Regions from separate parts of the Mus musculus genome. Here region 1 is linked to region 2. The links are chromatin loops, found by intact Hi-C in ENCODE. Cell type or tissue: gastrocnemius. All regions are shown on one strand. Links, peaks and the distances in the headings refer to the core of each region. The heading gives the core; the rest is flanking DNA. Region 1 overlaps Usp13 (ubiquitin specific peptidase 13 (isopeptidase T-3)). Region 2 holds the start of Usp13 (ubiquitin specific peptidase 13 (isopeptidase T-3)).

The links. Peaks named below come from ENCODE experiments on the same cell type or tissue, not always from the same donor. Only the 100,000 strongest peaks of a DNase experiment are listed, where the experiment ranks them.
Region 1: a loop joins it to region 2, with 4 times the contacts of the local background. A loop is called at or near these places in 2 of 42 quality-filtered maps.

What each region holds. Positions count from the first base shown.
Region 1 is chr3:32,882,390-32,891,781 of GRCm38, reverse strand. It overlaps Usp13 (ubiquitin specific peptidase 13 (isopeptidase T-3)), which reads right to left. Exons shown (of 21, transcript NM_001013024.2): 9 at 5,603-5,674; 10 at 5,194-5,287. Among named protein-coding and RNA genes, the nearest start is that of Usp13, 69 kb to the right of the region's middle. In gastrocnemius, for the core only: no CTCF peak of the experiment used is centred there; no DNase peak of the experiment used is centred there; H3K27ac peaks cover 6,832 bases.
Region 2 is chr3:32,812,064-32,821,455 of GRCm38, reverse strand. It overlaps Usp13 (ubiquitin specific peptidase 13 (isopeptidase T-3)), which reads right to left and starts at 3,830. Exons shown (of 21, transcript NM_001013024.2): 1 at 3,584-3,830. The coding sequence starts at 3,745. In gastrocnemius, for the core only: a CTCF peak has its summit at 3,543; a DNase peak (open chromatin) is centred at 3,875; H3K4me3 peaks cover 4,000 bases; H3K27ac peaks cover 3,937 bases.

The DNA.
Region 1 (9,392 bases), core at 458-8,457, 70 kb before region 2:
AAAGATTCAAAAGCACTCGTCTATCATGCAGGAGAGTCTGGGTTTGGTCCTCAGCTTAGATAGATAGATAGATAGATAGATAGATAGATAGATAGATAGATAGATAGATAGATAGATATCAAGAACAAATATTTAAAGACATGGTAGAGCAAAGATCAAATACTGGGCTGGGAGACGACTCAGCAGTTAAAGAGTGCTTATTGCTCTTCCCAGGTTCAGTTTCCAGCACCCATATACTGGACTGCTCACAACCACGAAATCCCAGTTGTAGCCTCCACTAGCACTTGCACACACACGCACACACGCACGCGCACACACACACAAACAAAAGTAAAATTGTCTCTTAAAAAATTCAAACATTAACTGGGCGGTGGTGGCACATGCCTTTAATCCCAGCACTTGGGAGGCAGAGGCAGGCAGATTTCTGAGTTCAAGGCCAACCTGGTCTACAAAAGGAGTTCCAGGACAGCCAGGGCTATACAGAGAAACCCTGTCTCGGGAAAAAAAAAAAAAAAAAAAAAGAAAGAAAGATAAAGGAAGGAAAGAAGGAAGGAAGGAAGGAAGGGAGGGAGGGAGGGAGGGAGGGAGGAAGGAAGGAAGGAAGGAAGGAAGGAAGGAAGGAAGGAAGAAAGAAAGAAAGAAAGAAAGAAAGAAAGGAAGGAAGGAAGGAAGGAAGGAAGGAAGGAAGGAAGGAAGGAAGAAAGAGTCCAAATATTGGTTGTTGGTTGGCCTTGTCAATGTGACACAAACTTAGACACATTTGAGAAGAGTCCAGCACAATTGAGACAATGCCTCTATAAGAGCGGCCCACAGTCAATCCTGTAGACAAGGCACTTTCGTTATTATTGATTGATAAGGGAAGACTGAACCCATTTTGAATGGTACAACCCCTGGGTAAACGGTCCCAGGGCGTATAAGAGAGCAGGTTGAGCAAGTCATGAGGAGCAAGCCACCAGCAGTATTCCTCCATGGCCTGTTTCAGTTCCTACCTCCAGGCTCCTACTCTGCTTAAGTTCCTGTCCTGATTTAACTCAGTGATGGACTATAAACTGGAAGTGTAGGACAAAATAAACCCTTTCCTCTCCAGGTTGCTTTTCGTCCTGGAGTTTTACCACACCAATAGAAACCATAACTACAATATTGGGAATCTTTTTCATAGATGAAATAGTTAACTGAGATACTACTAGAAAGCTAGGCTTGCCCTTGGTCTGTAGCAGATGATTTGATATCACGATACATATCTATCAGAAATGAACCAAGATACAAGACAAAAGGCAGAGGTAAGAAGTGAAAAGCCCAGGCTATTGAGCTGGCTGGTGATTTGAATACTTGAAATGGCCCATCCAAGCAAGTGCTGGAGCAAGGTCACACACTTGTCCACAGCAGCTGCACAGGCACCAGATGGACTGAGGCAACTCCGAAGTCCACAGTGTTCCACCTTTGCAAGACCTTTCTGCATGGATTTCTGTTTCCGTGCAAGAAGAGCTTGGCTCTCAACGGGCATGGTGTGACATGAGCTACCAACAGAAAATAGTTCCCTCCACCTTTCCACTGCCAATAAAAGTAGAGAGGTCTGCTTGGAGCTATGGTCTATTTGAAAAACTGCTTAAAACCCAGGACATGCCCAGGACTGCAAAATAAAACAAAACAAATACACACACACACACACACACACACACACACACACACACACACACACACACGTTCAGTTCAACCTCTACCCTGAATGTCACAGGAGCTGTATAGATGTGAAACCAAAGACCTGCTCCCATTCCCCCCCCCCACAGACAAGAGCTCTCCACTGCCAGGGAGGGCCATGGTCATGAGTTTTTTTTTTTTTTCCTTTTAACTTTGTTTGTTGGTTGGTTGGTTGGTTGGTTGGTTGGTTGGTTGGTTGGTTGGTTTAGAGTAGGACCTCATTTAGCCCAGGTTGGCCTTGAGCTTACTATCTATGTACCTTGAATTTCTGATCTTCCTGTCTCCAACTCCTTTGTTTACAAACAAAGTCCAGTAATGCAGTCATGTGAAGAAATTTATGAGTGCTTGTGAGAAAACTCCAAGAAAACAAGACAAGAGCCTTATGTCTTCGGTTTCCTTAAAACACAGAACTGTTCTTGAAATGTGTTTTCCTGCTCCTCCCAGGAAGTGCGAGTTTACGTCAGATTACTCATTATTGCTATCCAATTAGATGTTTAAACTATACTTTATATACCTCTGTGGGAAAACATATCTTTGCCAAGTGTATCTTGTCCTTGTAATTGATAGAGATTGAGTTTGTGAGAACCTTACTCATGTGATTTTTTTCCCTTAACCCTCAGAGTCTAAACTGTCTGATGCTCTGAATAAACTTGGCTGTTGTATGTGACTTCAGTCTGTCTCAGTTATTGGCTCCATTCCCTGATGTTCCATGGGACATGTGACACTCTGTGGTAGGATCACAGCCCTGTGACACCACATTCAGTCTACACAGGGCTGGGAATAGAACTCAGGATTTCAAGCATGTTAGACCAGCACTCTCCCAATTAAATATCCCAAGCCCTTTGGGATCCTTTCTCAAGGCCACTGGGTCCTGGTTCTACACTGCAGGGAAGGGTTTTCTAAGTCATCTAGACTAAAGGTCACAAACCCACATGCCAGGAACATTAAACAGATCACAAGTCACAGGGATTGGAGTCAGCTGGGAATCATGCCCTTCCATGTACAGGAGGTCTGCCAGTGGGCTCCAGCTGCCACGGAGGGACGAGGACTTGGATATTATGTCGGAACCAAGAAAACATATTCATCAGCCAAATACGGCCTGAGTAAGGCAGTCGTACCCTAGACAAGCAGAGCAGAGGTTCCCACCTGCCTATCAAGGACATCATGATAATAGCCAAATGCAGTTTTATATCCAGACACTGCTAACCTGAAGAGTTTACACTTCCTCAAATAAGGAGATTCTAAAAGCACAAAAATGGTCATAAAATACATACAGATTTACCATCATTAGAGAGCAAACTCTTGAAAGTGCCCCTTCTCCCCACAACACACACACCTGCAGCCATCTGAAGGTTGTGGCTCCATGAGCTGTATTCAGTCACACAGCCCTTCAGGACTAGACTCCTTGTCTCTACCAGACAAGGCAGAGGCTGCCCCTACGACAACTACGGAAGGCCCAGCACAGCCTGTACAATGTCCCAGAGTAATGATATCAAAACACATTTTAAAAAAACCAATCATCTTTCCCTCAAACTTTCATAGAAGCTAGAGAAAGAAGCCTGGATGATCCACCCCTATCCAAACACACTTTCCACTGTGTCCGCAGTGAAGGCCTCCTCATGGTCTGGTGGATTTATAGGCTTTCTGCTGCAATGCTGGGTAACAAGATGCTCTGAGAAGGTGTGTTCTCCCTATCCACCCCTTGACTCTCCTGGGTTCTTTAAGCAAAGCATCTGTTTCCCTCCCTCCCCTCTTCCTAACCTTCTTCCTTTCCCCATCCAGATACCTATGTGGATACACTCCCTGCATCCTCTTTCGCTCTTTTTCCCCCTCCCACCAGCAGCTGGCTCCATATGACCAAGCACGAGCTCTCGTCTCACTTCTGCTCTAAATTACCCTAGTAGTTCAGGACAGCTGACCTAACTGGGGAGCACAGAGCTCTCAAACTCCAGACCCAGCATGGGACAGGCCTGAGCCCTAAGTGAACAGGTGAACACAGGTATTCTGAAGAGATAACAGTGGGTGGAGAGATAGGTCTGGATTTCACTCAGGATGTCTGTGGCCATAAACACAAGGCATGCTGGATCCAGCTACACAGACCAGACCATGCACTGCACATTGCCATAGGACACCAATCAAAAAAAGAGCAGGCTGTAAGCAGTCCCCTCTGGAGCTGTGTAACAGAGAAGTCCAGAGAGTAAATAGCAGCCCAGGGTGCACATGGAGATCCATCAAGCTCAACTTTCAATTCGTGTATCAATTAGCAAATAGCTAACTACCTTTCCCTGATTAAGCATGCTGGGAAAGCACTCTTAACTTTCCAACAGCAAGAAGTTAACAGAAATTGCTAATCCTCAGCTCTGGGGAGGGGCTGAGAAAGCCATGTGCTGTGGTTTAACAAAAGAGAATCTGTAGCAAGCACTCTAGAAGCTGAAAAGGAGCATCAAGAGTTCATCAAGGTTGGCCGATAAACGTCAGGAAACTCAAGAAACTAACAAGACTCAGGAAGGTTCAACACTTAGAAAACTGTTCTATAAGCAATGAGCAAGTCTGAGGGAGAGGAAGCTCTTCAATAGAACTCTCAGCAAATTGGAGAGCTAGCTATAGGGATGCTGCTTGCCCAAGTCATTGCCTTTGCTGGGGTGGGCTGGCTTTGTGGCATCCATACTTCTCTCATCCTGATTCCTCTAAGTACTCTCCAAGAAACGCATTGGTTCACCAAACCACACTTGGATAGACCATTCATTACTTTAGAATGTTGTGGGTATGCTACCTTCAGTAAGTATATGCTGTTCGTATCTCTGCAGGAAAAGTTATACTGCACTGACCTACATGGGGAGAGTCTTTCTAGAAGGAAGAAAAGGGAGTGGGGAAGGAGTGGAAAGGAAGAGATGGAGAGAAGAAAGGAGGGAGATAGGGGACCTAGCAAAAACATCTGGAACTTAAGATTTAAAAAAAAAACCCACAAACTGGGCAGTGGTGGTGCATAGCTTTACTCCCAGCACTTGGGAGGCAGAGGCAGGCAAATCTACTCGAGTCTGAGACCATCCTGGTCTACAGACTGAGTTCCAGGATAGGCAGGGCTACATGGAGAAACTCTATCTTGGCAAAAAATAAAATTAAATTAAAAAAATAAAATAAAATAAAAAATGGGCCCTGACTGGATGGGAGGAAGGGGATAGTTTTTAAGCTTCGTGCTTCCAGTTCCAGCTCTGCCTAAGAAAATCACAAATGAGGGCACACATATGGCCCCTGTGCGACCCAAGACAGTGGGAACTCTGATACCCTCTAAGTACTCTCCAAGAAACGCATTGGTTCACCAAACCACACTTGGATAGACCATTCATTACTTTAGAATGTTGTGGGTATGCTACCTTCAGTAAGTATAAGCTCACGGGTATCCTGACAGCTCACTGAATTTACAACAGCCCCTTTGCCAACCCGTGGAATCCCATATCACTAACCAAAGTCAAGTTGGCATTCGGGGACACGTACCTTGTGCTCCTCCTTCATCACCTGTTCAATGAGCTCAGATTTCACTGGAGGCTTCGAGTACTGGCCAGAGAGGAGGCCATGTCCCAACTTAGTCCTAGCCAGGAGAGAGACAAACAATAAAGAGGCCACTGCTGTTTCCCAAAGAGATGTGAAGATGACCCATGAGTTCTTGTAGCGGGGCTGCTCTCTATCCGGATTCCTCACAAACAGCTTGGTATTCTGACTCCACTGTCAAAGTTTCCTCAGTACTTTATAACTTTATTAATCTCTTCTTATAAAGGTAACACACACCCATTCTAGAACACTTAAAAATACAGAAAATAAAGAAGAAAAAAGAATTGCCTTCAACTCAGCAGTAACCAATGCAAACACCCCACCAGAAACTTAAAACACAGCACTGGGCACTTACATTTGTGTGTTGAAGTCCTGCGTTGGATCTAACGGTGAGTAGTCAAATATCCTTGGGAGGTTTCCTACATACCTAGGAGACAACAGCATAGTCACCACATAGAAATGGGACAACAGACGCAAGTGGTCACTCTACAGCCATCCAGCTGAGGAAAGGCTTTCTTGAGTTCCTCCCTCAGAGCAGACTCTCGAGCTATCCCCAAATCAGGAAGCTTCCATCAATGGGTTTCACCATCCTTAGAGTAGCACCCTTCAGATGTGCCAATCTCCTCACCTGAGACACAAGCTTAACATTTCGCATTCTGCCAACAGTCCCCCACATCACCCGGACATATCAGAAACCATGTTGCCACAATCACTGCTTCAAAGACATATGGCATCCAGCAAATGGGGAGGCTAAGGCAAGAAGGTTGCAAGTTCAAAGCCAGCCTTCTTGTACTATACTGTAAGAGCCTGCCCCATGCAAAACAGGTAAGGTTATTGACAGCCTTCTTCTTTAGCCAAAGTGATGGGCATATCCTAAACTCTCCCTAACTCAGTTGCAGACTTCCTTCTCTGTCTTCATAGAGTCTTTTTCTTGCATGTGAATTCCACTCTATCACTCTATTGAAAGTCCCCATCCTCAGTAACAGACCATTATGGCCTAACATCAATAATAATCTCACTGGAATTTGTTCAGAACGATGTTTCCTCACAATGATGTTCCTTCCCTAAGCCTGACCATGTTCTTGGTTAAAAATCTCTACTTGTCCTCGTTGGAGTCATGGCCAAGCCCTCAGGATGGTCCGTCTTGAATAGAGATCTGCTATATTATCTTAGCAAGTATTTACATAACATTTTCCTTTAGTGATGGGAATCATGTCAATCATTTCAAAATGAAGGTATCAGCAATGACATCTACCCTAACTACCTTTCTTGAGGTAAGGCTTCCTGTGTGGCTGAGGAATTTTTCATTACATCCCTATGACCAAGGGGTTAACATTGTCATTACCCTATGAGAGAAATAAGAACTGAGGTGCCATTTTCCTAGGTAGCATCCAAGGTACCCATGAGTAAGTGCTGGAGCCCAAGATGCCACTACACACACACACACACACACACACACACACACACACACACACACACACACTCATACCTAGCCTGGCTTCAAAGCTGAGTTCTGAAACTTTGCAGGCTGTCGCAGTTTGGCTACCCTTTCTCCCAGCAGACCACAATCTTAACCAAACAGTACTAGCCTTAACTCTGACATCTGATATTAACATGTCATCCCTCCACTCCCACAGTTCACTGCCTCTTCACTCTCTCTACTTCTTGGTGTTGTTTTCTTGTGACTTGAGACAGGGTGTTGTCACTCTACAGCCCAGGCTGACCTCTGGTCTCCTTGCCCACTTCTCTGATCTCATTTGTAAGCTCTCTACCCTGTCCAGGATGCTCTAGCTACTCATCATCCTCACCCCTGCTTCAAGACCAGGCCACCACTGTCTCTTTTCCAGATGCTTGGTAACTTTCTCAGGTCTGTTGGACGCCTCCTCCCCAGACTGGGCAACTCACCATCACCCTCCCAGTTCCCTGCTGATGGCTCAACTTCTTAACCTCCATTGCTAGCTGGAATTACTCTTATATAATTCTGCATGATTATCTGTGACTGAAAAGCCCATACTAAAATGCGAAGACAGAGACTCCATGTAGACAGTATCTACAAGTAACAGAATAGTGTCTGACATGCTTGGTACACAGCTACCAAATGAACAGACTCATATCATCTGTGAACTTAAGGTCCCAGGAAAAAGAAAAGCTGTACCTGAGTTACATATTCTACAAGCAAATGACTGAACTTAAAAGATTATGGAGAGTTAAAACGTAACAGACCAGAGCTAAATTATCTTGGGCTATTTTTAGTTCCTTTGAAAGACATTCGTTGACCATTCTTGTAATACATCTAACCTAACAGCCTGGAACTATTAAGGTCTTTACAATGTATTCTTAGTAGACTGTTAGCTTCCACGAATCCCAAAGCTAAAATGTCATCAGATAGTATCTATAACAGAGATGTCCCCTCTTTGCTGTGACCTGTGTACCTGTAGTCCTCAACAACACTTTGGATTTATTACTTTCTTTGTTCTCTAACTAATAAATTCTCATATGACCAATTCACAGTGAGCTTGTCTTTTGGGGCAACCTGAATACATGTTTTTTGGACATAGTCACACATTTGACCCAAGAGTAAACAATCTGTATTTCCTTGGAGATAAGAATTATGCTTCCACACTGAAGTGTCTCATCACCAATTTCATCAAATGATTACCAATAGCCAAACAGGAAATGTACTACCAAACTTGGATGCCTGTCTCTGAAGGCCACATGTTGTTTAAGGCTGGTTCCCCAACCTGTGGCATTATTGGAAAGTAGGGCCTCGTGTGAAGACAAAGTCACTGGGGACGTGCCTTCAAGATTCAGTGGGAGTTCTTCACACTGCACAAAGCATCCATGAATGACTCTTATCCACCACACATTATTGCTACCGTGTACTATGTGTACTGGTTGGTTCTGTGTGTCAACTTGACACAAGCAAAAGTCATCAAAGAGGAAGGAACCTCCATTGAAGAAATGTCTCCATAAGATGCACTGTAGGGCATTTTCTCAATTAGTGATCATGGAGAAGGGCCCAGCCTATTATGGGTGGTGCTATCCCTGGGCTGGTGTTTCTGGGGTTTATAAGAAGCAAGCCGAACAAGCCATGTGAAGCAAGCCATTAGTAGCACCCCTACATTGCCTCTGCAATAGTTCCTACCTCCGGGTTCAAGTCTTGCTTTAGTTCCTGTCCTGGCTTTCTCCAGTGATGGACTATGCTCTAGAAGTGGAAGCCGGATAAACCCTTTCCTCCCCAATTTGCTAGGTTTTTTGGTTGGGTGGGTAGGTGGGTGGGTGGCTGGTTGATTGGGTGGGTGGGTGGGTGGTTGATTGGTTGGTTGGTTGGGTGGGTGGGTGAGTGGGTGGGTGGTTGGGTGGGTGGGTGGGTGAGTGTGGGTGGGTGGGTGGATGGTTGATTGGGTGGGTGGGTGGGTAGGTGGGTGGGTGGGTAGGTGGGTGGGTGGGTAGGTGGGTAGGTGGGTGGGTGGGTAGGTGGGTAGGTGGGTGGGTGGGTGGGTGTTTGGGTGGGTGGTTGATTGGGTGGGTGGGTGAGTGGGTGGGTGGGGGGTTGGTTGGGTGGGTGGGTGGGTGGGTGGGTAGGTGGTTTGGTTATGGTGCTTTATCACAGCAATAGAAACCCTAACTAAGACACTATCACATCAAAGGCCCAAAGCAGTGGGGTCAATTGACCAGGAATAGAGGGAGGTTTAAGTCTTACATGTGAAACACAAGCATAAGTTACATGTTCATTAAAGAAAAATATACAAAGTTAATTATTTGTCAACCTTCACAATGTAAAAAAAACAAAAACAAAAATCCTAGATAACAAAGCACTAAAAATGTTGAAATTTGAAAGAGCACAAGTTTCTTAGAATTTCACACTCTCTGTCCCTCTCTTCCATCCCTTCCACTAATCTATATCTGTTCCCTCTGACTACCTTCTTCGCTTTCCCTTCATGGGATAGACCACATTGATAACTATATTCTTATGCTTATCTACAGAATGTCTGTCTTTGTGTGTTCCCTCAGGCCAAATACCAGACCCTTGAGTTTACTCTTGAATCACATACACACACACATGCATGCACACGCACACGCCTAAACATAACATAGCTTATTCTTTACTGGAAAGTTGAAAAGTCTCTGTGAAAAAAATAACA
Region 2 (9,392 bases), core at 456-8,455:
CAAGTTGTCTTCTTAGCTCAACAATAAGCCATGACTCATGTGGGTCCAGCGCTCTCTCTCTCTCTCTCCCTCTCTCTCTCTCTCACACACACACACACACACACACACACACACATGTTAATCAATTAAATAATTTCATTTAAAAATAAAATAGATTGCTAAGCCTGGGCTGATGGCATAGACCTGTGATCCAGCTATTTAGGAGACTAAGGTACAAATATCTCAAGTTCAAGGTCAGTCCAGAGTTCAGAATAATTTCAAGTAAGTTGTCTTGGCAACTCAGTGAGAGCCTATTTTAAATTATAAAAAGATATAGAGGACATAAAAAGATATATGGGGATATAGCTTACTGGCAGAGTACTTGTCTAACATGTATAAGGACCTACACCAAGATCAGGTTCAATGTTAGGGTATGAGGTTAACATGTTAAATCCCAGCTCCTACTACTGTGGGGGGTCTCTGCTCAAGTGTATGGGGACATCTGACACCAGCAAGACAAAAAAATTGCATATATGTGTGTGTACATATATATGTATAATTGATTTATATATATATTTATATATTCAAGTACTTTTTCGGAATTCAAGATCCTCTTTCTACTCCTTTCTTGGTTCTGAAGTTGCATCTTATTTGCTGCTATGATTTGAGTCCATCCCTGTTGCCCACCCCACCCTGTGCTGTGCCCCAGGTGGTAGTACTGTTAAAAGGTGGGGTAACAGAACCTTTGGTGTAGTCTGCCTAGCAGAAATGGGTCACTGGGGGCTATATCTGCTTCTCATGTTGACCTGAGCCTTCTGCTTCCTTAAGTGGCCGCACACTACTAACTGTTCCACCATTCCCTCCCCTCTAACATGGACTGCACTGTACGTGCCAACTTAAATTTTGTCTCTTGGTGGCTGTTCCTGTAGGGATTTTATGTTAGCAGCTAGAAAACTACCACACTCTGCCAAATCGGCCTTTTTGTTTTGCAATACATTATAGGCACACAAGAAGGAGATATTTGTGCTTTGCGTATTGGACCATATAACTCCTCTCCCTTAGAATATCCACCCATTCTAATATCTTCTATCACCTTTAGCTATGAGCCTTTTCAAAACAATCGGAAAGGAGGATGTCTACCCTCACCCCCACCCCAATGTAACTGTTTTTGACCTTCCCCACAAAGCCCCACAACACATATGAACAAAAGTCTTTGCTCTGTTTGACACCATCCAACTGTGTTTCTCACATGTGTGAGCTGGCACTAAGTTAGGTGCTCAAAAAAAAAAAAAAAAAAAAAAAAAAAAAAAAAAACACTGGATCCTCAGTGAACTGCTGAAGTCCCCCAAGAAAAAACTTCTCATTATCAGGCACCATGCTTTAAATGATCGGTTATAAACCCTCGTCATCTTCCCGGAAATACAGATAATGAAATAGGATGATTCATAGCCTGTAAGCAGAACCAGTCTCCCCCAAGGAACATGGCAACACGCATGAACTCATCACGTACATGGACAAGAAGCCTCTAGAGCACTGACTGGCACATGGAGACCCAGAGCCTATCTGTGGAAACCGGTTTCAACAAGCGACTTGTCCTCACCCCTGCTCTCCAGTACCAGTCTACCAGCAAAGCTTGAGAAGCAACCAGTTCACCATAGAGAAAGCCATTTTATGTGTTGTCTTAGTCAGGGTTTCTATTCCTGCACAAACATCATGACCAAGAAGCAAGTTGGGGAGGAAAGGGTTTATTCGGCTTACACTTCCATACTGCTGTTCATCACCAAAGGAAGTCAGGACTGGAACTCAAGCAGGTCAGAAAGCAGGAGCTGATGCAGAGGACATGGAGGGATGTTCCTTACTGGCTTGCTTCCCCTGCTTGCTTATCTTGCTCTCTTATAGAATCCAAGACTACCAGCCCAGAGATGGTTCCACCCACGAGGGGCCTCTCCCCCTTGATCACTAATTGAGAAAATGCCTTACAGTTGAACTCATGGAGGCATTTCCTCAACTGGAGCTCCTTTTCTTATGATAACTCCAGCCTGTGTCAAGTTGACACAAAACTAGCCAGTACATGTGTCCTGAGGAGTTAAGCCACCTTCCAGTGTCTGTAGTCTGTCCACAGCTTAAGACACTAGCCATGCCCCACCCTGGGGGAGGGGGTTCATGTAGCCTACCCAACAGGGTCCACACAACCTGAAAACGGTCTTTCCAAGAGTGTTGTAGGGGATGGGATGCAATGGCGTGCTGACAGTCACCGGGAGTAATGTGTTCAAAGCGTGCCAACTGTTAAATGTAATCTTTCATTCCACTCTACCCGGGTCTTTTTTAAAGATATGAAAAATAAATAATTAACAAATTAGTTAGGTTTGATCCCCAGATCAACCGGAATAGCATAAGAGAAAAACTAAACAATCCCAGAGAAGAGGATAACGCCAGAACCACAATGAAATACCAAACAAAACAAGCTTCACTAACCATCCCAAGCCAACCAACCCCAGACAAGAAAAGGAAAAAGAAACAAAAGAAAAGAAACTTCTGAGGTTTTGCCTCTCTTTTAGGGTCGAAGCCCCTAATAACTATATATGTTGTACAACCTCTGTGAAACCTGTCTCTCCCTCCAACCCATGCACCTCACGATGCCCCAAGATCTGCTGGGTGACATATGAGATCCAAAGTGGAAGGATAAAAATAACCTGGTCCTCAAAAAGGCAGATAGCCGCCAGACAGCTGAGTCACTTTGAAGCCCATTTTGACTACTGTAGGGGGCATTTCACCCTGCCTCTGCCTCGCAAGCTTCCACAACCTCACAACCCACCGGGTTGGAAACCTCCCCCAGCCTCCCTGGTGGAAGGCCAGGATGTCTCTTAACTTCCCCTCCTCCTGCGGGGTCACGAATCAGGAGTGAACTTTTAATAATTCACATAGCGCACGTCAGCCCAGTGACTCACTTAGAAGGGAAAGATTTGAGTAAGGCTTTAGGGAGCCATAATAAGCCAGCGGCAGACCCCTTATTTCTGCTGCCCTAATGGGACCACCGGACCTGACAATAGCCAGAAAGGAATGGGATGGGAAATGGAGAGAGAGGCGAGCTCAGAGTCCATCAGCATTGTCCCGCAGTGGGAAACCCTGGGCAAAAAAAAAAAAAAAAAAAAAAAAAAAAGGCTTCTAGGAGAGGGAGAGAAAGGAGAGAGAGAGAGAGAGAGAGAGAGAGAGAGAGAGAGAGAGAGAGAGAGAGAGAGACTGAGCGTGCCGCGGGCTAGGGGACTCTCACCTACCACGTCCCCACCCTCTGTCGCCCGCGAGAACAGCTCAGAACCCTGGACTAACTCTTGCTTGCCTTTCTCGATACTGGGGCTTTGGGCAGAATACTGACGACTGGGGCCCTGGCATCCTAGCCACAGGCTAGCGGAGCGAAGGGCCCAGGGAACCCAGTCTTCGTCCGCAGCAGCCTGGAGGCGCTCACTTGGTGCCAGGGAGCCAAAGCTGGAGGAGAGGCAGCAGGAGGAGGAAAAAGTCCCGGGCCCGCAGCTCATCGGGTCCCCTGCCCTGTGCGCCACCCCGTTTCCCAGGCTGGCTGCGCAACTGCGCCGTGGATCTTCCTTACCGGGGAGTCGTAGGAGAAGGCGCACTCGTTCTTGTAGACGCGGTCCCCCGACCTGGGCACGCGGATCGTGGGCATATGAGGCACCAGCAGCTCGCCCAGGTCCCCTGCAGCCATCTTCCCGCCGCCGCCCGGCACGCTGAACAGGGCGCCCCGGCGCTGCATGACCGCGGAGCGCAGCGGGCCTGGGGAGGAGCGCGGCGCAGCGGGAGAACAGGACCTGGACGCGGCGGTCGCGCGGGCTGAGGATCAGTTTAGGCTCGGGAGGCTCGGCCTCTGCCCCGGCCGGCCGGCGGGCGGGAGCTGCTATTTTTAATCCAATGGCGAGTCGCCGGCCCAGCTGCAGCGTCAGGCGGGGCGCGCGCCAGCCGCAGCGCCGGGGAGGGGGATGCCGCGAGGGCGGGGACGCAGGAGTGGGAACCAGGGAGGCCCCGGGTCCCCACGCACGCCTCCCGACCCGCCATGGCCCCTCGGGGATGTAATCCCCAACTGCCCAGGATCAGGTCCTGGGAAGCCCGCACAAAAAAGCGGTGCACAGCGCGACCTCCCCATAGATCGGAAAGGGGTGGGTGGGACTCAGGAGTCGCCTTCTCTTAGATTCTTACTTCTCACTTTTTTTAAACATGCAAAGCTCTGTAAAAGATACTAGACTCCATCGAGGCCTGGAGAAGGAAGAGGTATGTTTCCCTATATGTTGCAAGGGTAGACTGTAGGAATTCTACCCCCTCCCCCACACAACCAGATAAGGATGTCTATTTTTCTCCATCTTTACAATGCCGTCCTATGACTCAAGGCCCTTCTCGAACATTCGGTAGCCTGATTTGAGGATTCATGTTCTGCCCTTGCTTGTGGATTCTTCAAAATAAAATAATGGGGGGGGGGGCTTAATAATATGCAAATAGAGCGTGTTCGTGACGTATACTCTCATGTCTATCATCTTCTTAAAAAAAAAAAAGTAAATAAATAAATAACCCATGGAATGAGGAGGTGGAAACAGGTACAGGAGCTCAAAATTAGCCTTGGCTTAGCTACATGAGATGCTGTCTTTAAAATAAATAAGTAAATACCCACCCATCCTACATCGGCTATTCCACTGAGGTTCCCTAACTATGTGTATCCTACTACCAGGGCATAGCTCTTCGTGACAGCGAGAAGGTGCAGATCCAAAGCATTCTGTAAGTCTCTCCAGATAAGACTATCCTGAAAGTCGCTGGTGATGTCACTAAATGTCTCTGCCTCACATTGCTTCAGAGCAAAGAATTACACACATTACACTTGGCTTCCTCCCTATCTAGTAGGATCTCTGCCTGTTCACAAACTGGCTACAGAAAGAAAGTTGATTTAAAATGTTGAAAGCTTAATATCCAATCTCGAATTAAACAAAAAGTCAAATCGGTGAGATTTGTTTCTCATCTGGCAGCTGATAAAAGATCTATCAAATTAGTCCAGGCTTGAGAAACACCCTCAAACACATTGTTGGTGGGAACAAAAACTGCACATCTCTGAAAGGGTGTTTACTTTTATTTTTGTCACTTTGAATCCCAAGTTGATGTTGACTCCTGGTGATCCCCCTGCCCCAGTCCAACCCATCACCCCCATTTGGTTCCCCACTGCTGGATTTCAGGCCTGTGCATTCTGGAAGGAAATTTAGTAACACTGATCTTAATTTTATATGTATATATTGTTTTCCAAGGGGTATCCTGGGTGATACTTACACCACATTTAAATTCCATCTTGGTAGGCTACTTGTTGGAGCATGGTATATAACAGGACACTGGGAGCTAAGAAAAGATCCCTCACTGGGAAGCAGTTACTGTAGAGCACCTCTAAAAGCAATGAGGTCACTCTGCACTGTCATCAGCCACATTACTAGATGGAAACAGAAAGTAATTCTGTGCGTGAAAGCCAGGAATGTGCGTGAGGTTGGCCAGCTACTGTGTCCTGGTGGGCCTTCCTTCCAGTCCTTGAGAGGGTCCTATACACACTTGTGTGCATGCCTTTTGGCCCCCATATGTCTCTTAGAAAATGTGCAAGCTATATAATTGTCAAGATTGTTGAGAGAAACAGAAAGCATGAAGTCAAGGGGACTCCTTACCATCCTTTACTTTTCTATGTGGTTCCAATAGTTTTGTTTCCCTTTGCTTGTCTGATTGAAACCGAGAGCTTGCTACTATTGGGGAAACAATAATTCAAATACTCTGCCTCTGAGCTATGTCCCCACACCTTTTAAAACTGTGTTGTCCAGACTGGCCTTGAACTTGCCACGCACCTGCCTCGGTGTTCCCAGTAGCTGAGATTATAGCCTTGAGCCCGATACCCTATTTCAATCTATTTATTGGGTACAGTGAGATTGATTGCTCAGCGGTAAAGGTGCATGCTGCTTAAGCCTAATGACCCAAGTTCAGTGCCCCGAACCCACATAAAGGTAGAAACAGAATCAACTCTGTAAAGTTGTCTTCTGACTGCTACATACACAAAGTAGCAACACACACACACATAACAAGAATTAACTAATTCCGTTATAAAAACATCTCAGGTTCAATAGTCAGTACAGAAGTTGAAGGCTATTGCTAGGTTACTGCATTGCATACCAACCCTTCTCATAGAACAACACAGACTAAAGTGATGGACTGTGAACCAGTAGTATTGCACACCTGGAATCCCAGCAGTTAGAGGTTGAAGATACCATAAATTCAAGGCCAGCATTAGCTACACAGTGAATTCCAAGCCACTCTGAGCTCCAAAGAGAATCCATCTCAAAACAAAACAAATGACCGGAAGAGATATTTGTAGAACACACCAGAGTCAAAGAGGCTTACTGAAGCAAGGACAACTAGTCTGGGGTCTGCAATGACTTCAGGTCCCACCTATGGCCTTCCAGAGAGCTAATGGGTGTGCACCAAGAGTGCAAAGATATAAACACACATACATTTACATATACATAAATATCATGTGTCGATACAGATACATGGAAAACCTATCTGCATAGCAGAATGCCAGTGACATGCCAGATGACATCTCTTATCACAACAGGGAGAAGTGGACATCAACTGAATGTAGAGAGATAATCAAACTATGTATATCTATCTACTCAAAGATGCAAATCTGAAGATAATTATTATGAATTTTGCCTCAATATTTTTATAACATCTCGGTTAACATGCAATGCTTATGCAATACCATTGAAAGTCAAATAAATAAACATGCATTTGTGATGTAACTAGAAAAACATAAAATTTAAATGGTTCTGTTTGGGAGCTGGTCATAAGATTTGTTTTCAATGTGTCTCCAACAAGGTTGCATGTGTTGCACAATATAAACATTATCAAAACAAAAATCTGAGTAAAAGAAACTTCACTGAATTAAGAAAATGTCTTTATCAAGACATTTCAAGGTTGGACACAGTGATACATGCAGATTGTCCCATCTACTTGGGAATCTGAGTGGCGAGGTTGTCTGGGTCCAGGAACTCATGACCAGCCTGTGCAACACACTGAGCATATTCAAAGGAAGGAAGGGAGGGAGGGAGGGAGGGAGGGAGGGAGGGAGGGAGGAAGGAAGGAAGGAAGGAAGGAAGGAAGGAAGGAAGGAAGGAAGGAAGGAAGGAAGGAAGGAAGGAAGGAAAGAAAGACATTAGAGGAAACTCTGGCTCAATTACTGCAAACTTTAAACTTAGTTTTTCAAATTCTAGATATGAACTCATACAGGACTCTATTTTTAGGCCAGTTTCTGCACATAGATCTTAATGTGCAGATTGAAGGAGTGATGACGAATAGACACTTAACTTCTAACAGACCCAATGTCTCCACATTTCAGACTGACTTTGGCCACATCAGGCCATTCTGCTTCTGCCACGTTTCTCTCATTTTCTTGCAGAGCCCAGATAAGCAGGCAGCACTCTAGGGCCCTCCTCTGTCCTTCAGACTCCACCTCACCACAGTACTTTTGAAGACAACACGGGACCATTCCCTAAGGAGAGATGAATGGGTTCCAGCCTTGCTTCAAAACTCTCCCACCTCATATCTATCATCTCAGTCGTTTCAAAACATACTTGTTTCATGAAGTCCTTTCTAACAGCACCAACAACCCTCAGAGATCCATTGTTATAAATTATAGCAGGCTCAGCAGTGAAGAGAGTATACTGTTCTTGTTGGGAGACCCAAGATCATTTCCCAGCATCCACCCCAGGTAAACAACTACCTGTAACTCTAGCTCCAGAGGGGTTCAGCACTTCTGACCTCTATGGGCATCGTGCACACACGCAAGTGTGTGAGCATGCATGAACATGCATATAATTTAAAATAATAAATCTCGGTGGTGGAGGATACTTGCTTAGTATATGCGGAGCTCTGTATTTGATCCTGAGCATACAACAATAAATGACTACAAAAATCACAAGCCTTGTTGCCTGCCATCAGAAACTCCATTATGCTGTGTCTTGTGCTGTTGCTCAGGTTAGCCTAGGCTGCATGTCTAAATCTGTGAGCTCTGTATTTGGACAATGTTGACTGCACAGAATGGTTTTATTTGGGACATTCATAAGTACCTGACAAGTGATTGATTCACCTTAGTGACATTGTAACAAATGCTCTCTGCAGTCAGCTTTGTTCATTTTTTAATAAAATACTTTGCTGCACAAATGTTATTTCAAGAACTGACAGAGGTTATATCAAGTGTGATACGAATATTAGTTATAATGACTAATGCCAAGAGAGGAAATCTACAGAGTAAAAAGATATCATAATAATGTCAATTAATGGAATAGCTCTTGACCTCAAAGGCTTGCCTGTAATGTGAGGGATCTCAAAGAGCCACTTATTGTGAGACCTGGGGAGAGTGGACCATAAGATCTTCAGTTCTATGAGAAACTTCCATGATAAGTGCTGTTGATTAACTGCAAAACAATTTATACCGATAAAAGAAAATTATAGTGTTTTCTTCTTGAGGCTATTCTACAAACATATATACATAGATTACCCAAGCAAGAGCTGAGGAGATAACGCAGTGGGTAAGAACCTTCAAATACAGATATTAAGACCTGAGTTCAAAGCCCCGGCTTTAGTATAGGGAAAAAAAAGAGCTAGCTATGATTGCTGTTGATTGTCCACCATAACTAGATCATTGTACTTTATTGCAATGATACAACACCCTTGGCTTCAGAACGTAGAAAAATCCAGCTGAAAGTGACCTGGAAGAGTCCTCCCCACTAGCTAGCGTTCATAGTGCTAGAAGGTGCTATACAGGCCCCTAAAGTGGAAAAGACTTCAATGATCTTGGCCATCAGTGAATAGTGAATGTCACCATGACAACCTAATAGGCAAGACATGGTCACTGGTACAAATGTGGCCTGAATATTGTGGGGGAAAGCATTCACTTTGCAATCAAACTTGAGGCCTGCTCCACAGGAGAGAGTTCATAGCTGATACTGTAAATATAGTCAAAAGCACATGCATTCCAGAAGTCATAGGCCCAACAGGGACCCTACTAATGTTGTTTTGATAAATGGACATGTTGTCAAACTACCTTCTAAATATTTGTATCAGTAGTACAGCCCTCAACCTTGCCAAAAGAAGCCTCTTTCTGCAGTAAGCAGCAGTTAATGCAAGCTTATAACTGGTCAACTTGGACAGAGTAAGTGACCACTGTGTGCTTGACCCTATCAACAACAGCAAGCAAGAGGAAACAGAAAGAAGAGAAGAGCTGGGTGGCAGAGAGGAGTGCTGTGGAGGACTGCCTTGTGGGAATGACATAGCCATTGCGCTCATGAACACACTGCAAGTGTCGTTACCTGGACAAGACATGTGTAAGACCA